Linked DNA regions of Homo sapiens: region 2 is linked to region 1. A link is an interaction called in ENCODE POLR2A ChIA-PET data of the cell type or tissue named here. Cell type or tissue: PC-9. All regions are shown on one strand.

Region 1 (8,000 bases):
CTTCATTTCTGGTGTATTTTCCTTTATTTGATTGAGCATAGTTAGTTATTACAGCTGCTTTAAAGTGCTTGTCTAGAGCCAAGTGCAGTGGCTCATGCCTATAATCCCAGCACTTTGGGAGGCCAAGGTGGGCAGATCACTTGAGGCCAGGAGTTCGAAGTCAGCCTGGCCAACATGGTAAAACCCCGTCTCTCCTAAAAATACAAAAAATTAGCCAGCCATGGTGGCAGGCACCTGTAGTCCCAGCTACTCAGGAGGCTGAGGCAGGAGAATGGTGTGAACCTGGGAGGCAGAGCTTGCAGTGAGCCGAGATCGTGCCACTGCACTCCATCCTGGGCGACAGAGCGAGATTCCGTCTCAAAAAAAAAAAAAAAAAATTAGCTGAGTGTTGTGGTGTGTACCTGTAATCCCAGCTACTTGGGAGGCTGAGGCACTAGAATCACTGGAACCCAGGAGGTGGAGGTTGCAGTGAGCCAAGATTGCACCACTGCACTCCGGCCTGGGTGACAAAGTGAGACTCTGTCTCAAAAATAAAGTGCTTGTCTAGTAACCTCAATACCAGATCATCTTGGAGTTGGCATCTATTGATTGTCTTTTTCATTTAAAGTGAATATCTATGTTTTCTATAAGTAGAATAATTTTAGATAACCTGGGATATCGTTAATATTATATTGTGTAGACTGAGATTAGCTATAGTCTTCTGATAAATGTTGATTTTTTTAAAATGGCAGTTAATATGGTTAGATTCAAAGTAAGTTCTTTCTTGCCTCATGTGATTAACAGGTCATCGCTCAGATCAATTCACATTACTTTGAATTTGTCCTATGAGTACACGTTCTAGGGGTCAGCCTGAAGTTCATACACAATATTGGAGAATCTTTTTCCCCTTTCAGAATTCTCCCTCACTCTTCAGAATCTGGTCATATTTGGCCAGGCTACTTCCCCTGATTCTTCCATACAGAAAGACAGCAGGATTTCTTATCAGAGTTTTAGGCGTTCTTGCACTGCCACAGCTGTCTATGACTGTTATTACTATTGGGTCAAAGTTGAAGAAATGAAGAACTCATTTTGGTCACTTGGTCCAAGTTTAGACTTTCCTTTAAAATTTATCTGTCTTTGTTTAGGCTCCAGAGCCTTCAGGAAGTTATGTTTTGGTTTGGTTTGATTTTTGTGTTGGTTTGTTTGTAGTGGGTGAGGTGGGTGTTTTATTTTGTCCATTGTATACAGCTGTTACCTGCAGGAGTCATTTTTAAGTGCCTTTCGTGTATTTAGGAAGCAGAACCTCCTTGTTAAAAAATAATATTTGCATTTAAAGCTTTATCACATAAATTTAAATATGTGGTATTTTCATTTAATTTAGTTCTAGATAGTTTCTAATATGTATTATAATTTCTTCTTCAACTTATGGGTTTGGGGACATTATATTATTTGTACAAATTATTAGATATTGGATTTTGTAGTTATCTTTTGGTTTCTAAGTCAATTGCACTTTGCTCATAGAACATACTTCGTATAACATCAAATCTTTGAAATGTGTTTACTTGCTTTATGATACAGCATATGGTTAATAGTTGTGAATAAATTTTTTGTAGTTTAAAAGAAAGGTTTATTCTGCAATCATTGGCAAGTGTTCTGAATGTATCCATTGGGTCAGGCTTACTAAACATGTTGTTCAAGTCTTCTAATATGATTGTGAATTTGTCTGTCTCCCTATAGTTCAGTCAGTTTTTGCTGTGTATATGTGCTTGGGGTTATGTTATTAAGTGTATATGAATTTAGAATTCTTATTTATTTCTGGTAAATTTAACTATTTATTATAAAGAGGTATATCACATACTCTGACTACTTGGTTCAACATTACTGTGGCTATACCAGATTTATTTTTGTTAACATGTAAATGGTACTATATTTTTCTATCCTTATTACTTTTAATTTTCCCCTGTTCTTAGGTTTCAGATATGTTTTTTATAAATAGCATATAGTTGAGTTTTTGCTTTTTTATCATTAGTATTCAAATATGGCAAGTTTTTAACCATTTACAATTAGTACAATTAAAGATATATTTGAGGTTCAATCTCTTGTTTTGCTATGTGCTATTTGCCCTACTTGTTATGTTTCTTTTTCTTTACTTTTTGCCTTCTTTTATCATTCCATTTTTTCCCTCTGTTGGCTTAGAAGCTATCTACTTTTATTTTTTGTTGTTTCTTATTGGGGAAATTTTTTAAATTAGTGAACTTTATTTTTTAGAGCAGTTTTAAATTTACAGAAAAATTGGGCAGAAAGAAGTTTCCATATATCTCCTTACCCTTCCCTCATCTCCCACCACTAATTTCTCCTATTATTAACATTTTGCATTAGTGTGGTACACCTGTTACAAATTGGTGAGCCAGTATTGATACATTATTATTAACTAAAGACCATAGTTTACATTAGGGTTCTTTCTTTGTGTTGTACATTCTGTGGGTTTTGGACATATATATATGACATGGATCTACTGTTACAGTCTCATCCAGAATGTGGTCACTGCTCTTATAATCCTCACGATATTTTATAATGGTTCCCACAGAGATTGTAACATATGTCCTTGATGTATCAAAGTACAAATTATTTGCACCATCTCAATATAAGGATTTCTGTATTTTGAATCTCTACATATTTTAGCCTCACAAAATATGGTAATTCCAAGTAAACCAAAATTGCTAGTGGAAAAAAATTGTTTTTCATTCTCCCTAGGTGCAGGAAATGATGAAAAAGAGAGACAAAATGTGAAATCTACAAAGAACGAGCCTCTCTTCAGTATTGTTTACAATCATGTGTCAATACTATGTTCTGTTTTCCATCTGAAAAAAAAATGGTTTTGAATAGACATTAGTGGTGACTCTACCTGAATGCATTATTAATTTTTAAGTAAAAAATCTATAGAATATCTATGTAAAATTTACATAACAATTACAGATATCTCTGGATAATCATACAAAAATATACACATTATACTTATGCATGCATTGATATTTCAATACTCATTCCCCTAAATCTCTGAATAAGTCCACAAATCACAACTAGCAATTTATATGTACTTCTTATAAAGCATATAAATCTGTCTCCAAGCTATTTACAAAATGTCTAATCAAAAAATGTGTGAAAAAGAATTTATCACAGCATTTTTTTCTTAATGAAAGATTATTGTTGTAATATCTCTTATTTATTTTTGCTGTTTCTTCTTTAACCTTGTTTGTTATATTCTGCCATTAGTGGATGTGATTCTAATCTTTTCCTATGGATAGCTCACTTCTGATTTGTAACCTACAGCAAAACTCAAACATGTTATACTGCTCCGTACACACCTGTGGGTGAGGCAGAACATCACTTTCTCATTACCTTTTCCCTTAAAGAGTATCTGCATCATGTGGAATGTATAACCAGTTCAACTGGTATTTTAATGCAAAAATTCTTAACTTGGTCTGTCTGGTATGAGTGTGTCTGCCTAAAGATCATAACTGAGATGATCATCTGATACTACTTTTGTGATATGAACCCTCCATTTAATTTCTATTTGAACATTACAGGAGACTTGAGTTTTTACAATGTTTAGTTGATGAATTGGTATTGTTATATGGTTGAATTACAATAAATTAAGTTTCTGCTTGAACAATCACACACAAACTCTATTTTTTTATATCTTTCATTTCTTAAAATTATATAAAAATCACTTTATAATTTCAAAGTTTACTTGGTTTTTTTTTTCAGTTGTCCACAAAATGTACATGTGCTCAAACTCAATAAATTGTTCTCATTCAAACAGATAAGGAGCTGTGTTGACTGTGGGCTGGCAAAACTAGGTGAAAGCTGATAAACTTGCAGTAAACCTGTGGGAAAAGTTTGAGTTACACAACTAAGGTCATACCAATTAGTTGGGTGAATAAAATAATCCAAAGATAAATGGACCAATAATATTTTAGTGACAAAAACTCAAATGTTATCAACAACAAATGAAATTAATGATTAAGTTTAGTTCACTGGTTTTCAATCCTAAGACCAGACCGTTTTGCCATGTTTCTTAAAGCAGAACATTTGAGACCCAACCACACCAGCCACTTCAGCCTTTCTTGTTGGCCTTCTGGGATGCCTTTCACAACTTCATTTTTGACCTTTCAGAATGAGGCAACGGATAAGAGGGATGGGCTTGGTATGGTACAGTGAACCTGTCTGAAAATGTTTGTCTAAGAAGAAAAGGGAGAAAATGAAGATCAAGCTTCATATGCAATGACTCAGGCTGTCTACTGAAAGAGCTATCTAATATAGAAGACCAATCAGCTAAAAGTGTATTCAGCTCTTAGTCCCTAAGTGGAAGGAAGTAGTCCCAGGCCAGGAGTAAACACTAAAAAATCTGGGTGGAACTTACCATCAAGCAGAAGAGAAAGAGGCATCTTAGAACTGGCCCTTTTGGAGTAAAACTGAAAGAGGACGTGGATGGCTATGTCGAATATAAAAGGAAAATAAATGTTTCAATGTCAGAGTAACTGGAGATCAAAATACATGACCTCCCTTGAAGGAATCCTTTAAAGAAGCTTATGCAAAACAGGTTTTTCATACAGCTATGAAGTGCCTCAAGTGTTGTTAGAGATGTTTATAAAAACACTTAGAACAGTAATGGACATTGTTAGTCCTGATTATTTTAGTAATATTATCAACGGTAGTAATATTGGATTTTACCTGAGCAATTCTGATTACCCTCCCTCAAATCATTCCCCAGCCACCCTGATTTCCTCACAGTAATAGCAAAGCTACTAGAGCAGTTTTCCTTCATCTTTCTCCTCCCTTCTTCCATTTAAAGAATAAATATGACACCATTAGTCATTAGAAAAATGTAAATCAAAACGACAATGAGATATCATCTTACACTCACTATAATCAAAAAGACGGTAAGTTTCAGTGAGGATATAGGGAAATTAGAACCCTCATACGCTGCTAGTGGAATGTAAAATGGTGCAGCCACTTTGGAAAACAGTTTTGCAGTTCTTCAAAAAGTGAAACATTGTGTTATTACATGACAGTAATTCTACACCTAGGTTGATAGGGTTTGGCTGTGTCCCCACTCAAATGTCATCTTGAATTGCAGCTCCCATAATCCCAATGTATCACAGGAGGGACGGGTGGAAGGTGATTGAATCATGGGGGCAGGATTTTCCCATGCTGTTCTCATGATAGTGAATGAGTTTTCATGAGATTTGATGGTTTTATAAAGGGCAGTTCCCCTGCACATGCTCTCTTGCCTGCCACTATGTAAGAGATGACTTTGCTCCTCCTTCTCTTTCTGCCATAATTGTGAGACTTTCCCAGCCATGTGGAACTGTGAGTCCATTAAATTTCTTTTTCTTCATAAATTACCCTGTCTCACGTATTTCTTCACAGCAGTATGAAAATTGACTAATACATAGGTATATACCCAAGAGAATTGAAAACATATGTCCACAAAAAATCTTGTTCACGAATGCTCATAGCAGCATTCATAATAACCAAAAAATAGAAACAACCCAAATATCCATCAACTGATTAATGGATTTTTTAATATAGTCTATACATACAATGGAATATTATTTAGCCTTAAAAAAGAAGGAAATCTTGTCAATTGCTACATCATAGGTGAACCTGGAGGACATTATGCTAAATGAAATAAACCAGTCACAAAAAGCAAATATTATGAGATTCTACTTATATGAGGTATCTAAAGTAGTCAAATTGACAGAAACAGAAAGCAGAAAGCTGATTACCAGGGACTAAGAGGAGGGCAAATAGGGAGCAATTTAATGGATTTACTTTCTGTTTTGCAAGATGAAAATTTTGTGGAGATCTGTTGCACAACAATGTGAATATACTTAACACTACTCAACTGTACACTTTAAAATGGTTATAATGGCACATTTTACTTTATGTTTTTACCACAATCAAAAAATTTTTTAATTCAAAATGAAAAAATGTGATATATCTATACAATGGATTATTATTCAGCCATATAAAGGAATAAGGTTCTGATACACAACTATGACTTTTATAAGTCTGGAAAACATTGTGTTAAATAAAGGCAGCCAGACATAGAAAACCACTTGATTTCATTTCTATGAAGTGTCCAGAATAAGAAAATCCATAGGGACATAGGTAGATTAGTGGTTGTCAGGGGTTGCAGTGAGCAGGTAATAGGGAGTGACTGCTAATGGGCATGAGATTTCTTTTGGGGGGAAGAAAATATTCTGGAATTAGGTAGTGATAATATTTGTGTAAGTGTGAATATTCTAAAAACCACTTAAATTGTACACTTCAAAAGGGTTAATTTTATGGTGTATGAATTATATATAAACAAAGCCATTTTTAAAACATGTCGAGGTTAATATTTTTAAGTTCCACCTTATGACAGGGAAGAAGAAGAATAGTTGTGAAACTCAGAAACAACAAAAACAAGAGTATCTTAGCCTTCCAGGAGAATTATTCTCCTATTTCCCCTACTCTTTACAAATTCCCTTGTTTTATTCTTTGGTCTTTGGTCTCTTGAATATGATTTATTTTTAAAATTAACCTTGTAGTATTTCATGACTAGTAACTCATTCTCAGCTCTACTCACCCACTCTTCTCCACCTATCTTCTTTTGTTCTTACGTATTTAACCTGTTTAATAACTCTATTCAAACTCACCTATTCTTGAGAATAAGTTATGAGTATGTAAGTGTAATTATGTCTGTTAGTGTTTTCTGCTCACATGTGCCTAGATATATGTGTGTGTATAGGGATGTGGACAAGTATGGTTTCAGGTGATTCTGTGCCTATGCTTCAATCTTCATGTCAATTTTTTGGTTGGAAACATTGTAAGGATAAAACTCAGAAAACTCTGTGTTTTTATTTGTAAGGATAAAACTCAGAAAACACTGTGTTTTTATAAGAGACAAACAATATGCTAATATTGCCAGTGTGCTAGTACCTTAGAGTCTCAGGCTATTTTTTTTATACTGTTTGCAGAATTTGTAACAATCTAATACCAGATGGAGAGTAGTACTGTGGCCTATTATTATGAACACCTAGGGGATTCCAATAGGCAGAATAAATTGTTTGCCTAATTCAGTATTTTAATTTTTTAAGAAAAAATCCTCCTCAAACTCCACTAACATTTCAGTAAAGATTTACAAAAGGAAGTAAATTCACTGTAATACTTAAAGCAGAAGAGAAAGAGACCAGAGATTTTTATGATTTCTGATAACAGAAAGCAGATGAGATAGCAGTGACAGATAAACTAGAGCACAGTGAGGAGGAGCCAAGATGGCCGAATAGGAACAGCTCTGGTCTACAGTTCCCAGCGTGAGTGACACAGAAGACGGGTGATTTCTGCATTTCCAACTGAGGTACCAGTTTCATCTCACTGGGGAGTGCCAGATAGTAGGCGCAGGACAGTGGGTGCAGCGCACCATGCGCAAGCTGAAGCAGGGCGAGGCATCGCCTCACACAGGAAGCGCAAGGGGTCTGGAAATTCCCTTTCCTAGTCAAAGAAAGGGGAGACACACTGAAACAGACGACTATAAAACATCAAAAAAAAAAAGAAACGGGTGACAGACAGCACCTGGAAAATTGGGTCACTCCCACCCTAATACTGCGCTTTCCAACTGGCTTAAAAAACGGCACACCAGGAGATTATATCCCGCACATGGCTCAGAGGGTCCTATGCCCACGGAGTCTCGCTCACTGCTAGCACAGCAGTCCGAGATCAAATGGCAAGGCGGCAGCAAGGCTGGGGGAGGGGCACCTGCCATTGATGAGTTAGTTGTTTGATTAGGTAAACAAAGCAGGCTGGAAGCTCGAACAGGGTGGAGCCCACCACAGCTCAAGGAGGCCTGCCTGCCTCTGTAGGCTCCACCTCTGGGGGCAGGCCACAGACAAACAAAAAGACAGCAGTAACCTCTGCAGACTTAAATGTCCCTCTCTGGACAGCTTTGAAGAGAGTAGTGGTTGTCCCAGCAG
Region 2 (8,000 bases), 170 kb after region 1:
CTGTCCGCACTGTCCCCACCAAAGTGTTATCCAAGCCTCATTGTGTGAGTCCTCACTGGTGCTGAGAAACCTGGTAAATGAAGACCCTGTCTGGGTAAACAAACAAAGACGCTGAAGAAGTCAAAGTGGAGAAGAGAATGAGTCTGTGTCTATGCGGGGTGAGTTTCCACTATCATCGGTGACTCCATTTGCCAGTTGCTTCATAAAACCAACTAGTGTGGTAGATATTTCCATTCAATCGTCTGATTGTTTGAACTGATCTAATCACCCCAATTAGTGTTGTGGAGAGAGCCTTCAGGAAAACAGCAAATGAAGCTCAAAGGCAGGAGCTGCAGTTGGGAGAATGTAGAGGGTGGGATTTGTGTATTTTCCCATGTGCCTCTTCATATCTTTAGTGAATCAATTCAGCTATCCTAGAGAACCCAGAGCTGCCCAAGCTGCAGAGGATGGCATGGCTGGATCTACCATTACAAAGCAGGGTGATGCCATCAGCTCAGTGTGCGGGCATCATAGGAAAAACCAGCCATCTTGTATTCCATACCAACAGCATGATAATCCCATGACCCGATGGTCTGTGTTGCAGTGGCCAGGAAATCAGGCAGGGTGTGCATTCCTTCGCTGGGATAAGAACCATGACTCCTGGCTCTCAGTGGCTTTGTTTGTTTTTAGGGTTGTTTTGTGGTTGTTTACAGTGTAGATGGTTTCTTTCCACCATCAATTAGTAAACTCTAGTTTTGGAACCATAAACCTGGATTTATTATTATGTTAGAGCTAATTTTCTGGTGAGCCTTAAGCAAGTCACCTCCCCTTGGAATCCCAGCTTCCTCATCTAAACAGTGAAGCAAATGGAGATTGTCTCCAAGTGACTGTCAGCTAGAGCCTTCTATGGTTCTGTGGGGAGGGCCCTTGTCCTCCTTTATCTCTTTATCATTTACCCACACCACTTAGGAGAAACTATAACTAAATGGGCTTTGAAATGCTTTTAAGTAGACTGTTACATACACATATTACGCATAGGAACAGACCTGTTTTGTATATGTGCGATATATTTATAAAGTGTGTGCCTTTGAAAGCATTAAAAATAATCTCGGCTGTCAAACTCTTGCTTCACCAGGTTGCTTTCAAGCTACTTTCCTCCTTATCAATGGCTCCTTCAGATCCACCACGCTGCACATTCTTCAGGAGGTGGCATGGCTAGTGGTGGGAGTGAGGTTGTTTATAATCTTTCAGATTAAAATGTCATTGGGTGCTTCTCTGAAACTGCTGACATGGTTCAAATGTCCACTTCTGATGGCCTGCCCTTGGTCAAATGAGTTCCAGGGGTGCTTGGCTAAGACCATAAGGTCCACAAATCTGCCCCAGGGTCCCCATGCTAAATAATAAAACATTGTTTCAGCCCCGAGTCACATTTCTGTAGCACTCCATGATAGAGATGAGATAACTAATGTAGTTTACATGGTTGTATTTGGGAAAAAAAGACGATCAAAATCGGCCCTTTAATTACTTTTCTTCTGTGTGTATGTAGAGTATATGTTCTGAACAATTTGAGAGAAAAGAATAAAAATGGAATAGGTTAAGTGAAGCCGTATTAATTACTTTTAGACTTTAAATTTAAAAATACTTTAAATTTTAGACAAAACAGTAAAAAATAAAACTCTGACTCCATGTTGGATTTTGAAAAGGAGTGAGGGAAGAAGGTGTATATATAGTACCTGCAAACGCTCATGAATATTCATGAGTCCTTGACTAGAATGAAAATCATCAAAAACATTCTGAATCTAATGACAAAAAGAAAACAGCTCCAAGAGCCCTAAATTCACTATTTCCTCTGGCTTTTAATGTATTCAGGCATAATCACCTCTTCAGCCATTTTGAGGGACTTGAGATTGATAAAATATGATTTAACAAGGACAAAACAATTTTAGCAGGATTATGAAAATCAGGGCTGTCTTAAAGTTTGACTCAGAAGAAACCTCATAGGGCAGCTAATCCCAGCCCAACCCAGTACAGGAATCCTGGACCCAGGAGTCATCCAGCTTCTGCTCAGCTTCTGCAGGGCCTGGCTGCCTGCACCGCCTCACTACACGGCCCATTCCCTTAGGTGAAGAGCTCCACGGGACTGAGAGTCCTTTCTACTACTGAGCTGAACAGCACCTCTGTCATTTCTGTCTTTGGGTCCTGTTTTGCTTTCTAAGTCAGAAAGAATATGTTTCCATCTACTTCTGCTTGAAGCCCTTTAATTATTTTAAAAGTTATTACTTCGCCTTTAGATTTCTCTTTTCCAGGTTAAATCTGCCAGCTCCTTCAACCATTCTCCAAATGAGCTAGTGTTTAGGTCCTCTGGATTCCCTTTATCTTCCTCTGGATTCCTTGTTTTTTGTTTTTTTTGAGACAGAGTTTTGCTCTTGTCACCCAGGCTGGAGTACAATGGCATGATCTCGGCTCACTGCAACCTCTGTCTCCCAGGTTCAAATTATTCTCCTCTCTCAGCCTCCCAAGTGGCTGGGATTACAGGCGCCCGACACCATGCCTGGCTAATTTTTGTATTTTTAGTAGAGATGAGGTTTCATCATGTTGGCCAGGCTGGTCTTGAACTCCTGACCTCAGGTGATCCACCCACCTCGGCCTCCCAAAATGCTGGGATTACATAGGCAAGAGCCACCGCACCGGCCGGATTCCCTGTATTTTAAGATGTGCTTCTACAAGCTGTAGCCAATCCTCCAGATGTAGTCTCTCTGGAGCAGAGTGCACAGGGATCTCTTTCTCTCTCTCTCTTTCTCTCTCTCTCTCTCTCTCTCTCTCTCTCTCACACACACACACACACACACACACACACACACACACACACGCATGCACGCACGACTTTCAGACCTGTATTGGTACTCATTACTCATGCAGCCTGGCTGAGTGAGCCTTTTTTTGGCAGCTTTGCCCTGCTGCTCACTCATGTTGACAAGTAGCAGGCAATTGTCATGGTCTTTGTCCCTGACTTCCTGACAGTGCTAAGCAGAGGTCAAGGTACTTTCACAGTGATAATGAGAACTTCCATTTACTAGTCCCTCCTCTGTGCCAAGCACTCTACTTGAAGTATAGCAGATGTTATTTAATTCAACCTATTAGGTAGATACTGCTATCTTCATTTTCCAGTTGAGAGCATCAAGGCTCAGCGAGGCTAAATAACTTGCCTAAAGTCATATAGAAGACTAAGGGCCAACTTGGATAAGAGCCCAGGCTCATCAGATCCCAGAGCCCATGCGTCATCTATCGCATTTTGCTGCCCTCATCAAAGGTGCTATTTGTTCCATATGTTGGAAATACTGGACCCAAACAGCCCAACCCAGCATTCTGGGTTGAACCAGGCATGTTTGTTGGAAAGAAATATTGCTCTTTCTTCAAAAAGGGACTCTGAATTTTCATTAATATTAATTTTCCACTATGAACCTATTATCTGTGTATGTATCCTAACTTTTTGAGAAGATATTTATGTTTTCTAACTGTTGTACATTTCTGGAAGGAGCCAAGGTTAGCAGCTCCCACTAGCATATTACTCACTGTGTAAAGGAGCATTTCTTTAGTATCTGAAGTTGTTCTGATTTTGCTGTAGTACTAGAATTTGTTCATTACGTTTACTCCAGCTATATTCTTTTTAAAAGTATTTCGTCTTTTCTGAGCTTTTTTCTTAATACATGTGATAAATGTTTATTTTAGAAAGTCCTACTTTATTATCATATTAGAGAGATGTCTAGCTTAGATTTGTGTAGCACTCTGCAGCCTTTGTAATCCGTGCCTCCCCACACTTTTCCTTCCCAACACTTATTACCTCCATTGACAGGTGAGCTCAGGGAGGTGAAGTGACTTACCTAAAAATTCAGAGTCAGGAAGAGGCAGAACAGAAGCAGGATAGAACCTAGTTCCGACTCTCACCGTTTTATTCCTTTCTTTTCACCATGCTGCCTCTTGGTTCTTCGGGCTTTCAATTATTACACCTCATTATGAGAAGTGTTTTATGACTGCTACTTTGTGAGAAGTTAAGTACTGAAGTAAAATTGAAATAAGCTGCCAATCCTGCTCATTAAATGTGGTGGGAGGTTTAAATGACATTGCCTGCTTTATGTTTGGTCTTTGTTATCACCAACAGTCTCAGAGTCACTTATCAACCCTGGCACATGTGCACAGCATCTTGGAGAAGGATATGACCCAGATGTGCCCTAGACAGTGCCTCAACTCCTTTAAAGACAAAGAAGAGTGGAATATAGGCTCCTGGAGGGGGACTGATGCCCAGGGACCCCCTTCCCCCAGGCACAGTGAGACCTCTTGCCCTTCCAGCACCTTGCTGACTTCCCTTAGTGGTGTCCCTGATACTTCATCTCCCGGCTCCCCCTCATCTCCTGTTTGGCTTGCCGTCTTGGCCCCCACTCCAGCCCCCACCCTGTCCTTTTGGCCTGGCTCCTTGGCAGGGCTCCTGTCGGACCAGACACTTGCGTGACTGCTGGTGCCTTTGGCTGGGCTCCCTTATCCCTGAAGCCTCTCTTCCTGGCTTCAGACCCTCACTGAGAACCCAGCTGCTGCTTCTGGAAACATCCAAATAGTAGCTCTCAGCTCCCTGGTGAGATGCTCTTGACAAAGGCCAAATTTCCCTGTGATTAGGGAGCTTCAGCCTTGGGGCTTTGTGGTCCCCTCGAAGTCATGCCTTCTGGGCCCATCTTCAGGTAGGGTGACCCATATAACTTATCATCCAAGTTGGGGCACCTTAAGAGTAGAAGGGAGTGCTGTTAATAATTTCATCTGCATGATAGGAATAAACAAGGACCATCCCTGGCCAGCAGGGATATGTTCCAGGTTGTAGTCAACCTGACTCTCCCATTGAACAACGAAGTCCACGTTTATTGGAGGCTGACTCTGCACCAAGCACTGCACTAAGCACTTTACAAGCGTGCATTATTCATTTAATTCTTACAATAATCCTATATGTGTAATGTTGCCCTTATTTTACAAAGGAAGAAACTGAGGCCCAGAGAAGTTAAGTAATTTGCTTGAGGTCACATCAATTAAGTGGTAGGCCCTAGTCTGACTCTAAAGCCTTTACTTTTCAATCCTCCTTTTGGGTCCTGACCAGTAAGATAAAGGAATCAATAGAAATGAAACCCTTCAGTAGGAAGACAATGGAGATAGTCTCCAAATTAAAAATGAGTTATGCTGTAGAAGAACACTTGTATGTTGATTGCTCAGAATTTGAAATTCATTTTCCCATGGGAAAAAAAAAAGATCTAAAATGGTGGTTAGGCTCTAAGCCCAGCCAACAAAAGTCTATGCAGACTATAATTTCACTGTGGCCTACTCCTCTATGTAATACTGAACTGGCATGGGAAGCAGAAGCCATAGATTTCTATCGTAGTTCTTTCACATACTGGCTATGTGACTTGAGACAAATTATTTAATCTCTCTGAGCCTCAGTCTTATCAAAATTGAGATAATGTCTAGCTTCTAAAAAGTGCAAGAATCACAGGAGATAATGTACATAAAGTCTTTTTAAAAATAGCACTTATCACATTGTAGGAACTGACCACCATTTATGACATTGCCAGGACGCAAGCCAAGTTTTGGAGAACCCTAACCCCGGTCCTCAAAGTGGAGACACTTTGAGGAGCCCCTAGGCCAGGGCAGGCCAGGGGATGTCTGTGGAAATGCGTTCTCCTTGGTGAAACCAGTGGCGCTGTGAGAAACATAGGAAGAGAATGGTATTGGGGAGGAGAACACAGGCTTCCACAGGGATTTGGGGCCCAGTTAGGCGAAGAGGAGTATGTGGCAGCCACACAGCAGTGGGGGTCTGCACTCTGAGGAGGAGGGGCATTGGTCTGTGGCTGCAAGGTAAGATAGCCTTGGGGGCAGTGTCTCCACAGCTGTCAGGAGTTGTTCTGGTTTTGGGGTTGGAAAGAGCAACAGACATTTGTACCTAGGGATTGTTCATGGTTCATGAAGACAGCCAATCTGCAAATGGGCATCAACAGCTGCCCGAGTGCACAGGAAATCTAGATTCTGGGTTGAGTTTAAAAACGGATTCTGGCCAGGAGCGGTAGCTCAAGCCTGTAATCCCAGCATTTTGGGAGGCCAAGGTGTGCGGATCACTTGAGGTCAGGAGGTCGAGACCAGCCTAGACATCATGGTGAAATCCCCTCTCTACTAAAAATACAAAAAAAATAGCCAGGCTTGGTGGCAGGTGCCTACAATCCCAGCTACTCTGGAGGATGAGGCAGGAGAATCGCTTGAACCTGGGAGGCGGAGGTAGCAGTGAGCCAAGTTCACGCCACTGCACTCCAGCTTGGGTGACAAGAGTGAAACTTGGTCTCAAAAAAACAAAACAGAAATACTGGTTCTGAGTTAAGAAGTCTACAGAAGATTCATTTAACTATAAAAGGTTTTATTTCATATGAAATGGCTCTTGACTTCCTAAAATGGGTATCACTTTATTTTTTAAATTCTTAAAATTTCTTGTAAGTCCCAAATTAGACTTTTCTCTACATATAAGCAATTTACATCAGCCAGTCGCTAGATGGGCCATAGTGTAGATCTACACTGACCACGTCAGCAGGGATGTACCATCATGCAGCAGCGGGAGAGGGACACCTTGCATACCCAAAATAAGGGGATGTGTCGTCAGCAGAAAAGTTAAAAATGACAATAAAACCAAGAGTGGGTTTTAATCACCAAGCACTGATAATTCTAATATTGACAGTGATAAAATATTCCTCCCCACAAAATATTTTGTTGGTCTAAGTTCTAAACAATTGCTGCATTTACTGCTGGTTTTATTTTTAATTTTATTGAGATATAATTAACATACCACACAGCCACCTATTTAAAGTATACAAGTCAATAGTTTTAGTATAATCATATGCTATACAACAATGACCACAATCAATCTTACAACATTTGCATCACCCTCAAAAGAAACCTTATACCCATTAATAGCCATTTCCCATTGCCCCACCTTCCCACCTACTCTCCCGGCCCTAAGAAACCATGAATCTAGTTTCTATCTTTACAGATTTGTCTATGCTGGACACTTCATATGAACGGAATCATCTGGCTTTTTGTTTCTGGCTTCTTACATTTACAATATTTTCAAGGGATATCCACATTAAAGCTTATGTTAGTACTTAAGTCCTTTTTATTACCTAATAATATTCTATTCTATGGATATACCACAGTTTATCCATTCATCAGTTGATGGACATTTGAATTGTTTCCACTTTTTGGCTGTTGTGAATAATGGTGCTGTGTCCAGAATTGGTGAGCTCTTGGTCTTGCTCACTTCAAGAATGAAGCCGCGGACCCTGGCAGTGAGTGTTACAGTTCTTAGAGACGGTTTATCTGGAGTTTGTTCCTTCTGATGTTCGGACATCTCCAGACTTGCTTCCTTCTGGTGGGTTCATGGTCTTACAGACGTCAGGAGTGAAGCTGCAGACCTTTGCGTTGAGTGTTACAGTTCATAAAGTTGGCGCGTCCAGAGTTGTTCTTTCCTCCCGGTGGCTTCATGCTCTCGCTGACTTCAGGAGTGAAGCTGCAGACCTTTGTGGTGAGTGTTACAGCTCATAAAGGCAGCACAGACCCAAAGAGTGACCAGCACCAACATTTACTGCAAAAAGCAAAAGAACAAAGCTTCCACAATACTGACGGGACCCAAATGATTTGCCACTGTGGGTGCCAGTGGCCTGCTTTTATTCCCTTATTTGGCCCCACCCACATCCTGCTGATTGGTCCATTTTACAGAGAGCTGATTGGTCCGTTTTACAGAGTGCAGATTGGTCCGTTTTACAGAGTGCTGATTGGTCCGTTTTTACTGAGTGATGATTGGTGCGTTTACAAACCTTTAGCTAGACACAGAGCACTGACTGGTGCATTTACAGTCCTTTAGCTAGACAGAAAATTTCTCCAAGTGCCCTACCGGATTAGCTAGACACAGAGCACTGATTGGTGTGTTTACAAACCTTTAGCTAGAC

What was found. Peaks named below come from ENCODE experiments on the same cell type or tissue, not always from the same donor. Only the 100,000 strongest peaks of a DNase experiment are listed, where the experiment ranks them.
Region 2: POLR2A ChIA-PET joins it to region 1 with 5 read pairs; 2 of 35 experiments call an interaction of 5 or more read pairs at or near these places.

Annotation. Positions count from the first base shown.
Region 1 is chr3:119,157,160-119,165,159 of GRCh38, forward strand. No RefSeq gene overlaps it. Among named protein-coding and RNA genes, the nearest start is that of UPK1B, 12 kb to the right of the region's middle. In PC-9, no CTCF peak of the experiment used is centred here; DNase peaks (open chromatin) are centred at 3,422, 3,842 and 4,252; H3K4me3 peaks cover 626 bases; H3K27ac peaks cover 2,496 bases.
Region 2 is chr3:119,329,829-119,337,828 of GRCh38, forward strand. All of the region lies in intron 1 of ARHGAP31 (Rho GTPase activating protein 31), which reads left to right. Among named protein-coding and RNA genes, the nearest start is that of ARHGAP31-AS1, 11 kb to the left of the region's middle. In PC-9, no CTCF peak of the experiment used is centred here; no DNase peak of the experiment used is centred here.